4 separate regions of the Homo sapiens genome follow, and all the other regions are linked to region 4. The links are chromatin contacts, found by Hi-C or POLR2A ChIA-PET in ENCODE. All regions are on one chromosome and are shown on one strand. Each heading gives the region's core, a stretch centred on a gene start or an enhancer-like site at or near the end of the contact. The rest is flanking DNA. Distances are from core to core; before and after follow the strand shown. Region 1 overlaps CFD (complement factor D). Region 2 holds the start of ARID3A (AT-rich interaction domain 3A). Region 3 holds the start of MBD3 (methyl-CpG binding domain protein 3). Region 4 holds the start of CIRBP (cold inducible RNA binding protein).

What was found. Hi-C counts contacts between places; a loop is a spot of excess contacts on that map. ChIA-PET counts read pairs that join two places held with the same protein, here RNA polymerase II (POLR2A). Pooled maps may share reads with other maps.
Region 1: a map with no recorded cell type shows a loop between it and region 4 (7-fold over the local background). The contact joins the enhancer-like site here to the promoter of CIRBP in region 4. A Hi-C loop is called at or near these places in 1 of 37 single-sample maps with no recorded cell type and 7 of 50 pooled maps. POLR2A ChIA-PET finds 5 or more read pairs at or near these places in 12 of 52 experiments (A673, BJ, CD4-positive, alpha-beta T cell and 9 more).
Region 2: a pooled map shows a loop between it and region 4 (4-fold over the local background). The contact joins the promoter of ARID3A here to the promoter of CIRBP in region 4. A Hi-C loop is called at or near these places in 5 of 37 single-sample maps with no recorded cell type and 9 of 50 pooled maps. POLR2A ChIA-PET finds 5 or more read pairs at or near these places in 9 of 52 experiments (A673, AG04450, BJ and 6 more).
Region 3: a map of A673 shows a loop between it and region 4 (4-fold over the local background). The contact joins the promoter of MBD3 here to the promoter of CIRBP in region 4. A Hi-C loop is called at or near these places in 3 of 168 maps with a recorded cell type or tissue (A673, CD4-positive, alpha-beta memory T cell and naive thymus-derived CD4-positive, alpha-beta T cell), 5 of 37 single-sample maps with no recorded cell type and 16 of 50 pooled maps. POLR2A ChIA-PET finds 5 or more read pairs at or near these places in 13 of 52 experiments (A673, BJ, CD4-positive, alpha-beta T cell and 9 more).

What each region holds. Positions count from the first base shown.
Region 1 is chr19:862,746-865,245 of GRCh38, reverse strand. It overlaps CFD (complement factor D), which reads right to left. Exons shown (of 5, transcript NM_001928.4): 5 at 1,605-2,154. The coding sequence ends at 2,008. Among named protein-coding and RNA genes, the nearest start is that of CFD, 4.3 kb to the right of the region's middle. Within about 2 kb of position 1,250, at least 8 of the 41 ENCODE cell types and tissues checked have a DNase peak (open chromatin) inside an H3K27ac peak, as active enhancers do.
Region 2 is chr19:924,416-927,504 of GRCh38, reverse strand. It overlaps ARID3A (AT-rich interaction domain 3A), which reads right to left and starts at 1,470. Exons shown (of 9, transcript NM_005224.3): 1 at 1,446-1,470. RefSeq lists silencers at 501-693, 681-920, 1,341-1,410, 1,501-2,430, 2,521-2,610 and an enhancer at 536-1,296.
Region 3 is chr19:1,591,210-1,594,210 of GRCh38, reverse strand. It overlaps MBD3 (methyl-CpG binding domain protein 3), which reads left to right and starts at 1,346. Exons shown (of 7, transcript NM_001281453.2): 1 at 1,346-1,689. The coding sequence starts at 1,580. RefSeq lists enhancers at 906-955, 2,333-3,001 and silencers at 1,206-1,275, 1,346-1,395, 1,556-1,855, 1,996-2,095.
Region 4 is chr19:1,267,987-1,270,790 of GRCh38, reverse strand. It overlaps CIRBP (cold inducible RNA binding protein), which reads right to left and starts at 1,459. Exons shown (of 6, transcript NM_001300829.2): 1 at 1,381-1,459. CIRBP-AS1 (CIRBP antisense RNA 1) reads left to right here and starts at 531. Exons shown (of 2, transcript NR_027271.1): 1 at 531-966; 2 at 2,401-2,804. RefSeq lists silencers at 843-1,152, 1,203-1,362, 1,573-1,782.

The DNA of each region.
Region 1 (2,500 bases), core at 1-2,500, 410 kb after region 4:
ACGTCAGTGTGATTCCTAGGTGAGTGTTCCATAGCCCCAAAAACACCCAAGCACAGTGTTCATCAATCCATCCCCCCTTTTCCCAGCGGACCTGCCTCTCAGATCATCAGTCTTTTTTTTTTTTTTGAGATGGAATCTCGCTCTGTCACCCAGGCTGCAGTGTAGTGGTGTGATCTCCACTCACTGCAACCTCCACCTCCCGGGTTCACGCCATTCTGCCTCAGCGTCCCGAGCAGCTGGGACTACAGGTGCCTGCCACCACGCCCGGCTAATTTTTTGTATTTTTAGTAGAGACGGGGTTTCACCGTGTTAGCCAGGATGGTCTCGATCTCCTGACCTCATGATCTGCCCGCCTCAGCCTCCCAAAGTGCTGGGATGACAGGCGTGAGCCACCGGCACCCGGCCCATCAGTCACTTTTTCTTTTCTCTTTTTTTTTTTTTTCTTTCTTTTTGAGATGGAGTCTCCTTCTGTTGCCCAGGTTGAAATGCAGTGGTGCTATCTCGGCTCACTGCAAGCTTCACCTCCTGGATTCAAGCTATTCTCCTGCCTCAGCCTCCCAAGTAGCTGGGACTACAGGCATCCGCCACCACGCCCGGCTAATTTTTTTGTATTTTTAGTGGAGATGGGATTTCACCGTGTTGGCCAGGATGGTCTCAATCTCCTGACCTTGTGATCTGCCCGCCTCGGCCTCCCAAAGTGCTGGGATTACAGGCATGAGCCACCGCGCCTGGCCCATCAGTCTTTTTCTACGATAGCGCCTGGCTGCCCCTCCACCAGGTGGGAGAAAGGGCACAGGGCCTCAGGTGTCCTCCCTGGCCTTGCCAAGAAGGGTGACCTGAGGTCCAGGGCCTCCAGCAAGCAGGTGCCGCTGCTCGTCGTCCTGGTGTGGGTCTGGCCGCACCCAGGGTGGTTTGTGAAGGCAGGCTCCGTGGCTCTGGGCTCCAGTCCAGGCTGTGTCCTGGAGCTTCTGTGTAAGGTCAGGAGAGTCGCACAGTCCCTGTGAGCCTCAGTTTCCCCTTATGGGATATGGGTCATAGGAACACGGCCTCGAAGGGTTTCTGTGCACCTGAGTCTCAGCCCACAGCCTTGCACACAGAAGACGCTCACATTCCCCTTGGTAAGCAAAGGGAAACGGTATGAGCCAGACCAGGAGGGGACACCCATGCCTGGCGGGCCTTCGCGCGTGTGTGTGTGTGTGTGTGGCAAGGGCGCCGCCGTGTGGCCGCGTCAGCCCCACGGAAGCGCTGGACCCGGAACTTCGCTGTATTCTCCGTTCTTGCGCTTTTATCTGTAGCTTCCCGCGTTCCTCTTTTTTTAATGTTTCTGTTTTTGTTTTGAGACAGAGTCTCGCTCTGTCACCCAGGTCGGAGTACAGTGGTGCGATCTCAGCTCACTGCAACCTCCGCCTCCCGGGTTCAAGCTATCCTCCTGCCTCAGCCTCCTGAGTAGCTGGGGCTACAGGTGCCCACCACCACGCTCAGCTAATTTTTTTTTGTATTTTTAGTAGACACGGGGTTTCACCATGTTGGTCAGGCTGATCAGGAACTCCTGACCTCAAATGATCCGCCCGCCTCGGCCTCCCAAAGTGCTGGGATTACAGGCGTGAGCCACCACGCAGAATTTTTTTTTTTTTTTTGTAGAGAGAGACAAGGTTTCACTCTGTTGCCCAGGCTGGAGGGCAGTGGTGCAATCACAACTCACTGCAGCCTCAGCCTCCTGCGTTCAAGTCATCCTCCCACCTCAGCCTCCTGAGTAGCTGGAACTACAAGCACCCACCTCCATGCCCGCCAATTGCCCAGCTAATTTTTTATTTATTTGTAGAGATGGAGTCGCGCTACGTGGCCCATGCTGATCTCGAACTCCTGAGATCCAATGATCCTCCCACCTCGGCCTCCCCTTCTGCATATAGTAGGTGCTCAATAAAGACCAACCAGATGCAGGAGTGGATGACTTCATTGCTCGGGACTTTGTTGCTTGGGTGACCCTGACCTTCAGGCCCCGGCACCCTAGGCCAGGACGCTGTCGATCCAGGCCGCATAGCTCGCCACGCGGGTGTAGATCCCGGGCTTCTTGCGGTTGCCGCAAACGCGCGAGCCCGAGGTGACCACGCCCTCGAGCACGCCCCCGCACACCAGCGGGCCCCCGGAGTCACCCTGCCGGAACAGGACGGGGCCGTGAGGGGCGGCCCGCGCCCACCCCGGCCTCACGTGTTAGACCCCCTCACCTGGCTGCCGCTCCCGCCCCACAATGCTCGCTCATCCCTCCCGTGTTAATTTGGTCTTCACTAGTCAATAGCCCCGCGCCACGCCTATCGCCTAGGCCACAACCACAAGCCACGCCCCTCTAGGCCCGCCCCCAGCTCCTGGCCACACCCCCTCTGGCCTCAACCTCACCACGTGTTCCCCCGACCCCACCCCGCTCCAAGCCCTTTCCAGTATGGGGGTCCCACACCTCATTCCTGCTCTTCCAAGCTTTGACTTGCCGTGGATCCCACTTCTG
Region 2 (3,089 bases), core at 221-2,720, 340 kb after region 4:
AGCCCTGCTGGGTTTAATGACCCTTCCGGGTCGCCGGGTGGGGGAGGGGAGCAGGACAGACCTCCACGTTGGGGCCGGTGGAGGGGGCAGGTGGGGATCCCAGATTCCCCCCTAGGTCAGGGCTGGGTGCCCCCCCATCGCCGCCATAACCCTAAACTAGCTACGCCCACCCCCTTCAGACCCCTCCCCCCAAGAGCCCTTTGTCCTCGACCCCCACCCCCATTTTATGACAGCCCCAAGGGAGAGGCTGGGACGGGGCGCTGGGTGGTCGTTGGACCAGGCAGGGGTGGGGGGCGGAGGGATCCTGGGCCACACCCTCCTCCCCCCAGGCCTCCGGAGAGAGGTCACCCGCTCGGCGCGGGCCTTGCAAAACATGGTTATTTAAAGAGTTGTGCAAGGCCCCGGGCCCGCGGGTGGCGAAAGGGGCCCCTCACTCCACGAAGGGAAGAGGAGGGGGAGGGGCGGGGCAGAAAGCTGGGGAGGGGGCTAAGAAAGTCCTGGGTTGGGGGGGCCTGGAGGAAGTGAGAAAAAAACTCAAGAAGGAGAAGAAATAAGAAGACAGAAACCCTGGTCCGGATTTCAAAGGCTTCTTGGAAAGCGGCCGATTTGCATGGGGGGGGGAACCCCTCCAGCCCGAGCGCCTAAAAACGGAAGATAATTGAACCCGCCGCCCGGGGCCGGCGCCGAGCGTTGGAGTTGACAAACGCGCGCTCCCAGCGCTTCCTGCGCCCGCTTTTGTGTCTGGGGGGCCCTGAAACGGGTCAGGGGGCTCTTCCTGGGTATCCCCGCCGAGGAACCGGGCGCCCGGGCCCAACCCACCCCGGCGCCCGGGGGCCGCGGTGTCTCCCCCGGGGGCCCCTCTCTGCGCTGGGGCGGACACTTTATAAATAAACCAGCCCGGCTGGGGAGGCTCGCCGGGAACTACCCTCCCTCCTCTCTGGGCTCCCGAATAAATCCCTGATTTCGGGGAGAAAGAATAAAAATGAAATAAAATATCGGGGTGCAGCCCCCCGCGCGCGCGCAGAGACCATTTCCTTCCGCTGGGGAGGGGGGGGCGCGCACTCGCGACCCCCGATCGCCCCTGCTCGCCCCTGAGCGATTGATCCAGTGGGGAGTGAAGTCTCCAAGCGGGGTGCAGAGAAAACTCCCCGAACCCCAGCCCGCCAGGGCCGCCTTCCCAGTCCGGGACCCCCACCAACATCTCCGCCCAACTTTGGGGACCCCCTTCTTTGGCTTCCAGGACGCACTGCGCCCACCCCGGCACCGGAACCCGCGCTGGGAACGGCCAGCGCGCTCCCCAGCCTTACCGCGCAGGGCGGCTCGTAGTGGGGCGCGCGCCCCGCGCCTGGGGTCGGCCTGCCCGGGCCCGCCTGGCTTCCAGCCGCCGGTGCGCGCCGCTGGCTCCCGGCCCCCGACCCACGGGGCTGTGCCGCGCGCCGACTCACCGAGCCGCCAGCCGCGTCCGCGTCTACACCCCTCCGCCCGATTGGTAAGAGGCGCCCCGCGCGCGGCCGGCCCCCGCCCCGCCCCTCCCCCACCCCCAGACAAATCACCAGGGGACGAGTCGCTCTCGGATGCAAATACCTGGCCGGTGATTCAGCGCCGCGGCCCGGGCGCGGGAGGGCCTCGCCAGGGCTCCCCACTTTTCCCCGCACGCCCCCTCGCCCCCCTCCCGCGGTCTGACGACGCGCAACCAGCCCGGGGGCGCTGGGGAGCCGGGCAGAGTGGACGGAAATTTTCAGGTCGCGGCCCCTTTAAAGGATAATAAATAATAAACGGGAAGGGGAACAGCGCCGCGGGAGGCCCCGCCCCCGGCCTAGGGACGGTGGGCAAAGTGCGCGACGCGGCCCCAAGCGCAGAGGGTGCCGGGGGCAGGGGCTGGGGCGGGAGCGCCCCGGGGGAAGAAGAGGGGACTGACTGGGGCTCCGCCTGGGCGGGCTGGCCGGAGGCATCGGAGCCAGATCCGGGACCAAGTCTCTTCCCTTCTTACGGAGCACCTACGCTGGGCCTCGTGGACTCGGAGTTTCACCTTCGCCCCTTAGACGGAGAGACCCTGAGAGAGTGACTTCACTCTCCGGAGCCGCCGTTTCCAAGTCTGAGAAATGGGCTTGAAAGACCCGGTGCAGAGCTGGGCGGGCGGCGTCGGAGGGAGGGAACCAGGGTCCCGCCGGCCTCCCTCTGGGGAGGGACGGGCTGCAGACGGGGGCTCGGCGCGGGCGTGGGGAGGTGCGCGCTGGGACCCGGAGCCCCTTTGTGAAACCAGGACGACCCTGCCCGGCCCGGCTGTCACCAGCGTCGGGAGCTCGGCTGCCCACCACCCCCCCGTGAAGGTGGTGATGACTTACACGGTCTGAGCGGTCGCTTGCCCAACCACGTGCCCCGCGCCTCCCTCCAGGGAGGTCCCTGCACGTCTCCAGCCCTCACTCCTCTCTGTAGTTGGCAACCTTCTTGTCGCCACTGCGCAGAGCAGGAAACTGAGGCACCGAGCGGGGTGCAAGGAAGGCGGTCGGGAGGGGGACGCGTGCTCTGCAGGGAGCTGTGTGCGCGGGAAGCGACCCCAGGGGGCTAAGCGCAGAGGCCCAGGCTCCAGCCCGGACGTGAGCCCCAGGGGAGCCTGGAGGGCGGGCAGGGGCCACCCCGGGGGACCCTCACTTGTGGAGGGTCTCTGGCGGGCTCGGGTCCCCGGTCCTGAGTGTTGGGGGCGGGGTTGTAGTCGTCTCCCTCCCCTTTCCCTAGACTAGCACACGGCATTGCAACTTTCTCTCTGTCCTTCCACCTAGTTGCACCTCCTCCCTCCACAAAACTGCAACCGGGGCCGGCGCGGTGGCTCACGCCTGTCATCTTAACACCTTGGGAGGCGGAGGTGGGCGGATCATCAGAGGTCAGGAGTTCGAGACCAGCCTGGCCAACAAGGTGAAACCCCATCTGTACTAAAAATACAGAAATCAGCCGGGCATGGTGGCGCGCGCCTGTAGTCCCAGCTACTTGGGAGGCTGAGGTAGGAGAATCGCTTGAATCCGGGAGGTGGAAGTCGCAGTGAGCCGAGATCGCGCCACTGCACTCCAGCCTGGGTGACACAGTGAGACTCC
Region 3 (3,001 bases), core at 97-2,596, 320 kb before region 4:
TCAAATCCCATCTCTTCTAAAAATTCAAAAAAATTAGCCGGGCATGGTGGTGGGCGCCTGTAGTCCCAGCTACTTGGGAGGCTGAGGCAGGAGAATTACTTGAACCCGGGAGGTGGAGGTTGCAGTGAGCCGAGATCACGCCATTGCACTCGAGCCTGGGCAACAGAGCAAGACTCTGTCTCCATCAGTCAGTCAATCAATCAATAAATGAATGTGCCTGTCCTACTCCCTGGAACCTGCAGCTAAAGGGACTTTGAAAATGGGACGAGATCTTCAGATGGGAAAGCATCCCAGATCGGGTGGACCCAATGTCAACAAAAGAGTCCTTAGAACCAGGACAGTTTCTCCAGCTGGAGGCAGGGGAGCACAGCAGCTAGACTCAGTCCTTGAACACCTGTGCAGGCCCGCCCAGCCCTAGCCTTGGGAGCGACGCTGTCAGGGGGAACTGATGGGGGGCAGCCCACCCGTTTCCATTTCAGGATCCCTCTGGCTGGCTGGGGAAGGGGTTAAGGGGAGACAACAGGGGGTGGGCGATTCCGCAGGAAGGTCCTGGAACTCTCCCGGCCAGAGATGGTGGCTGGACTAAGGTGCAGGGGGTGGTCGGGGAGCTGGGGGGGGGTGCTCAGATTCCTGGATTTTGAGGGTTCAAAAAGCAGCTGGACGGGGCGCAGTGGCTCACGCCTGTAATCCCAGCGCTTTGGGAGGCCGAAGTGGGCTGATCACCTGAAGTAAGGAGTTCGAGTCCAGCCTGGCCAACATGGTGAAATCCCGTCTCTACTAAAACTACAAAAATTAGCCGTCCGTGGAACCAGCTACTTGGGAGGCTGAGGCATAACAACTTGAACCCGGGAGGCGGAGGCTACAGTGAGCCAAGATCGCGCCTCTGCACTCCAGCCTGGGTGACAGAGACCCCGTCTCAAAAAAAAAAAAGCTACTGGAGGGAACTTGGGGGCGTGGAAGGGGTGGTCACGGGGGAAGTCCCCCAGATTTGGACGCTCGTAAAAAGCTCGGAAGCTGGGAGACCAGGAGGGCGGGGAAGTCGAGGTCCAGTCACTGGGCCAGAGTCCCCAAGACTTGGGCTGGAGAAAGGTCGGAGGAAAGGACCCCACTAGTCCGAAAGCATGTCCCCGCGCACGCGCACCAGGCGGCCGGCAGAGACAGGGCACAGTAAAAGGAGCCGCGCGGACTCCGGGCACAGCTGCTGGGCACTGGCAGCTCGCAAGGCACAGCGCGCAGGCGCGCACGCCACTTAAGGCCCCGCCCCCTCCCAGCGCGCTGATTGGCGGGGCCGTAGAGGGGCGGGGGCATGGCGCCGCGGCTGCGCAGCGCGGGGCCCCGCGCGGGCGGGTGGGCGGAGCGGGCCCCCCGAGCGGGGGCTGGCGAGCGCGGGGAGGGGGCCGAAAGGGCGGCAAAGCCGGCGCGCGCCCGGCTGGGGGCGGAGGGCGGGGGCCCGCGGGCCGGAACAGCCGCGGCAAGTGGCGGCGGCGGCAGCGGCAGCGGAGGCAGCTGAGGCGGCGGCGGCGAGTGGGGGTCCGGGCGGCGGCGGCGGGCCCGGCGGCGGGCCGAGGAGCCGGGCGCAATGGAGCGGAAGAGGTGGGAGTGCCCGGCGCTCCCGCAGGGCTGGGAGAGGGAAGAAGTGCCCAGAAGGTCGGGGCTGTCGGCCGGCCACAGGGATGTCTTTTACTATAGGTGAATGAGCGCGCCGGCCGCGCAGGGCCTCAACGGGCTCCTCCCAGCGGCCTCTGCGGCGGCCTCGGCGCCCCTGCCCCGGGCCGCGGCCTGGGCCCCGCGCGTGCGTCGTGCGTGCGTGCGTGCGTCTTGCGTGCGTGTGCGCCCGGCGCGCGGAGGCCCAGTGCGCGTGCGCCGCTTGTTGGGCCGCATGGCTTTCGGCCGGCCGTTCAGGGACTGGCTGCCGGACGGCGACTGCGGCCTTTGTTCGTGCGCGCTGGGCCAGGGGCGCCTGGCGGCGGCCAGATGCTACCGGGGGGCAGGGGTGGAGGGTGGGCTGTCCCTTTGGTTCCCGTGAGACGCAGGGGGTGCCTTCTTGGGGCGCTCCTGGGGTGGCGCGGAGCCCGAGGGGGTGGCCAGCCGGGATTTCGGGGAGCAGGGCTCATGGGCGGATCGGGGAGGGCGTGCGTGAAAATACGGGTTCTTGGGCTCGCCCCAGTCCTGGGAATAAGCGCCTCAGGGTGACTGGTCTCCCACGCAGCGTTGCTTTTTTTAAAGGTATTCCCCTTGACTCCTTCCGAGGCCTCTGGTCCTCTTGGGTCGTGGCCCCCTCAGGGTGGAGACCTGAGGCTTTCGACTTTCCGAGCCCACCTAACGGTAGTCTTTGCGTGGATGTTACTGGTGGTGGAAGGCTTTCAGAGACCCCCCCGTCCCCAAATTGGAACAAGGCGCTGCTCTGAAAGGTCGCAGGGAACCCCCTCCGTGGAACAAAGACTTAGTCGCCTGCTGCAGCCAAGTCCCAGACAGTCGGCCACCTGCTGTTTGTCCTCTTTTTTTTTTTTTTCCTGGCTCGGGAAAGATGCTTTTGATTCTGGGCCAGCTTTGATTGCGCCCTCCCCTTGGTTCAGTGTCCCGTGGCGCCTTCAGGTCCCCCAGGAGGGGAAAGCGGAGGACGCCTGCCATGTGCCGAGCACCTGGGTAAAGGGGGGTGTGCGGCTGGTCCCCCTTTTTCCCACAGCTCGGGGTCGTGGGCAGGAGACCGCCCAGGTGAGGGCGGGTGGTTTCCACGAGCCAAGGAGGGGCAGAACGACCGCTCCGTCCACTGTGCACTTCGGTCCTCTGTGGTTCTTGACTGTCCCGGTTTGGGGAGATAAAGTGAGAAAAGTGAGCGGGGAAAGGATGGCTGTGATCAGAAGCAATGTGTGGGGCCTCGTCCTGCAGGAGGAGCTCAGGGACTGGTTCCTGGAAAGTTGGAGGACAGCAAGAGAGGGGAAACTTGGTCCCCAAATGTGTACCCTTATGAGCTGGAACCCTGTACACGTCCTGAGATCTG
Region 4 (2,804 bases), core at 210-2,709:
TCATACCTAGGACTTATTTTTTTGGGGTCGGGGGCAGTGTGTCTAACTGTCACCCAGACTGGAGTGCAGGGGTCACTGCAGCCTCCACCTCCTGGGCTCAAGCAATCCTCCTACCTCAGCCTCCCAAGAAACTGGGACTGTAGGTGTACACCACCACGCCTGGATAATTTTTTTAAATTTGTTTTAGTAGAGATGGGGTCTTGCTCTGTTGCCCAGGCTGGTCTGAAACTCCTGGGCTCAAGCAATCCTCCCACCTTGGCCACCCAAAGTTTTGGGATTACAGGTGTGAGCCACCGCACCCAGCCACCTAGGACTTCTTAATTCAAATAATTTACTCCATCCACCCCCAAGACTGAAGGCAGGCCGCACCCATTTCCACAATGGGTGTCTCCCTTCCCCCACAGCCTTCCAGTTGTGCCCTGGGCAGGACTGCACTCTCAGGTTCTCCTATTTCCGAACGGGTGCCAACTCCTACCCTAACCAACTGACATCTACTTGTTGCTGGACCAGAACGTGCTTCTGCTCACTGTAAAATGCCTCCTGAGACTGGGGGGGGGGCTGGCTGTCAGGGAGGCCGCCCCGTCCTGGGGGGCACCTCAGGGCAGGTACTGACTTCCATAGCCAGGACCTAGGCCGGGAATCGGGAAGGGATGGCCCCGGAAGTGATAAGGCAGGATTTCCAGGCAGGGGAAGTGGCATTTAGGAGAACTGGCTATTTAAGGGGGCGGTCAGTGCTGACACAGACAAAGCATTCACTGGCTGGGAATGGCCGCCACCCAGTGGCTCTGAGAACTAGACTTGGAAGTCTGGCACTGGGAGCTGTGCCAACTTGGACCAAACTTTGGGCGCAAAGCACGACGTGGCAGACGAGGAACCACACTAGAACGGGCCACGCCTACCCAAGATTTACGAGGCCGTCCTTTCCCTCATGCAATCGCAATGGGAAAAGGAGGAAACTAAGGCTCGGTAAGCAAAAGCGTTGGTGTGTGGATACCTCCAGCCCCAAGGCCGGGAAAGCGGCCCTGGAGACCGGGGGCGCCACGTGGCCCCGCCCCCGCCGCGTGCGCATGCGCCCCGCGCGCACCCTGCGCCACTCCATCCGGGAACTCGGCGCTCCCGCCATTTCGCTGGGCACAGCCTCGAGCTCGCGGCCGCCATTTTGCGGCGGCAACCGGGTCGCCGGCGGCCCGGACCGGCGGGGAGAGGCCCTCTGGCCGCTACTCGGCCCAATCTCCCGCTGTCCCTCGCCGCCGGCGGGGCGGACTCCACCCCGGGCCCGCCCCCTCCCAGGGGCGTGCCGCTGCGGCCCCGCCTCGCCTGGCCGCCGCAGGCCGCCCGCCGCCCCGAGCTCCTCGGAGCCGGTGCAGCCAGGGCCCTCACCACTGAGTCGGGCAGGTCCCTGACGCAAGCGGGAAGACAGCGCACCACAACGACCCGAGCCTCCTAACGCGCGAGTGAGGGGGGGGCGTCCCCGAGCCCGGCCTTATATACGCTTCCGCCGGGCCCCGCCCCCTACACATCCTGGGCCAATCAGAGGGCGCGCCTGCGTCTTATATTCATGAGCTGGGGGCCGAGTCTATCTCGGTTCCGCCCCCTCCCGCGGACTGGTGTCGGGCTCGACTATTGGCCGAGACGTTTGCAGTCCGCAGTCCTCCACCCGCGCTCGAGGGGGCGTGACCAGCGCGCGGCGGGGCGGGGCGGGGCTGACCCAGTTACGCGTGCCTGCTCCCTGGCCTGCGGCGGGGAACAAATGGGCCTCTAGCCCCGATTCCCAGGCCTCAGGCCTCATGGGGACTTCTGGGTGTCACTGGGACCCCGACTTTGCCTGTGCTCCAGCAGTCCCGACATAACAACCTAGCCCAGATCCCCTACCCAACCAAGACCCGGCTGTCAGACATCCCAACTTCATCTGAACCCCGACACCTGTCGTGATATTCTTGCCAATACAACCGACGTCCCAGTTTTCCCAGCACCCCAGCACTCCATTCCTGCCATCAACCCCATGCCCACCAAAACCCCAACAGAGACAACCCCATTCATGCGAACCCCAATATTCGCAATCCCAATTCTTCCTACATCGCCACACTTTGGTGCACCCCAACTTTACGCAACCCAGTTTGCCTACAAACTCCAACCCGCACCCAAGCCTAACTCCCACTGGAACCGCGATTATCACGGCTGGGTGCGTGGCCCACACCCCCACACTCGCCTGGCCGGATAGTGTTGTGCGTCCCTGCTGTCGGGTGCAGGCGGACACCCCGAGTCCCCACTGCACCCCAGCACTCCGCCCGGCCCTCGGCCTCCCCTCCCACCGTGCTGCACAGCAACGGCGCACTCGCTCCCCACGCGGGGCCAGGCCCACTCTGCTCCTCCACCCAGGCCTTTTCTCTCCTTCCACAGGCCTCCCCTACTGAGCCTGGTTGGCGGAGGGGAGTCTTAAAGCCGCCGCCATCTGGAGAACCAGCTTTACAAGGACCCTCACTCACTACTCTTCGGCGGCCCCAAAGCCTCTGGGGGGCCCTCTATGGCCACCACTTGCTCCTCGCCCAGGAGTCATCTCATGCCGCCGCCTCCCCCAGCCCTGGTGGAAGAAGCCAGCGCGGACCCCTGCCTCTCTGCCCCAGAAAGTCTTCGGAGGGATGACCCTCTGCTGACAAGCTGGGGGAAGTTGGCGTACAGAGACCCCCGCTTTGCTGCTCATCCCAGGGAAATCCCGGCCCCACTCCTGACCTCAGACTCACTTCCACCCTCAAGTGGATCGAGGTGGGGGTAGCCAGGGGCGCTGTCTCCAGTGACAAGGTCTC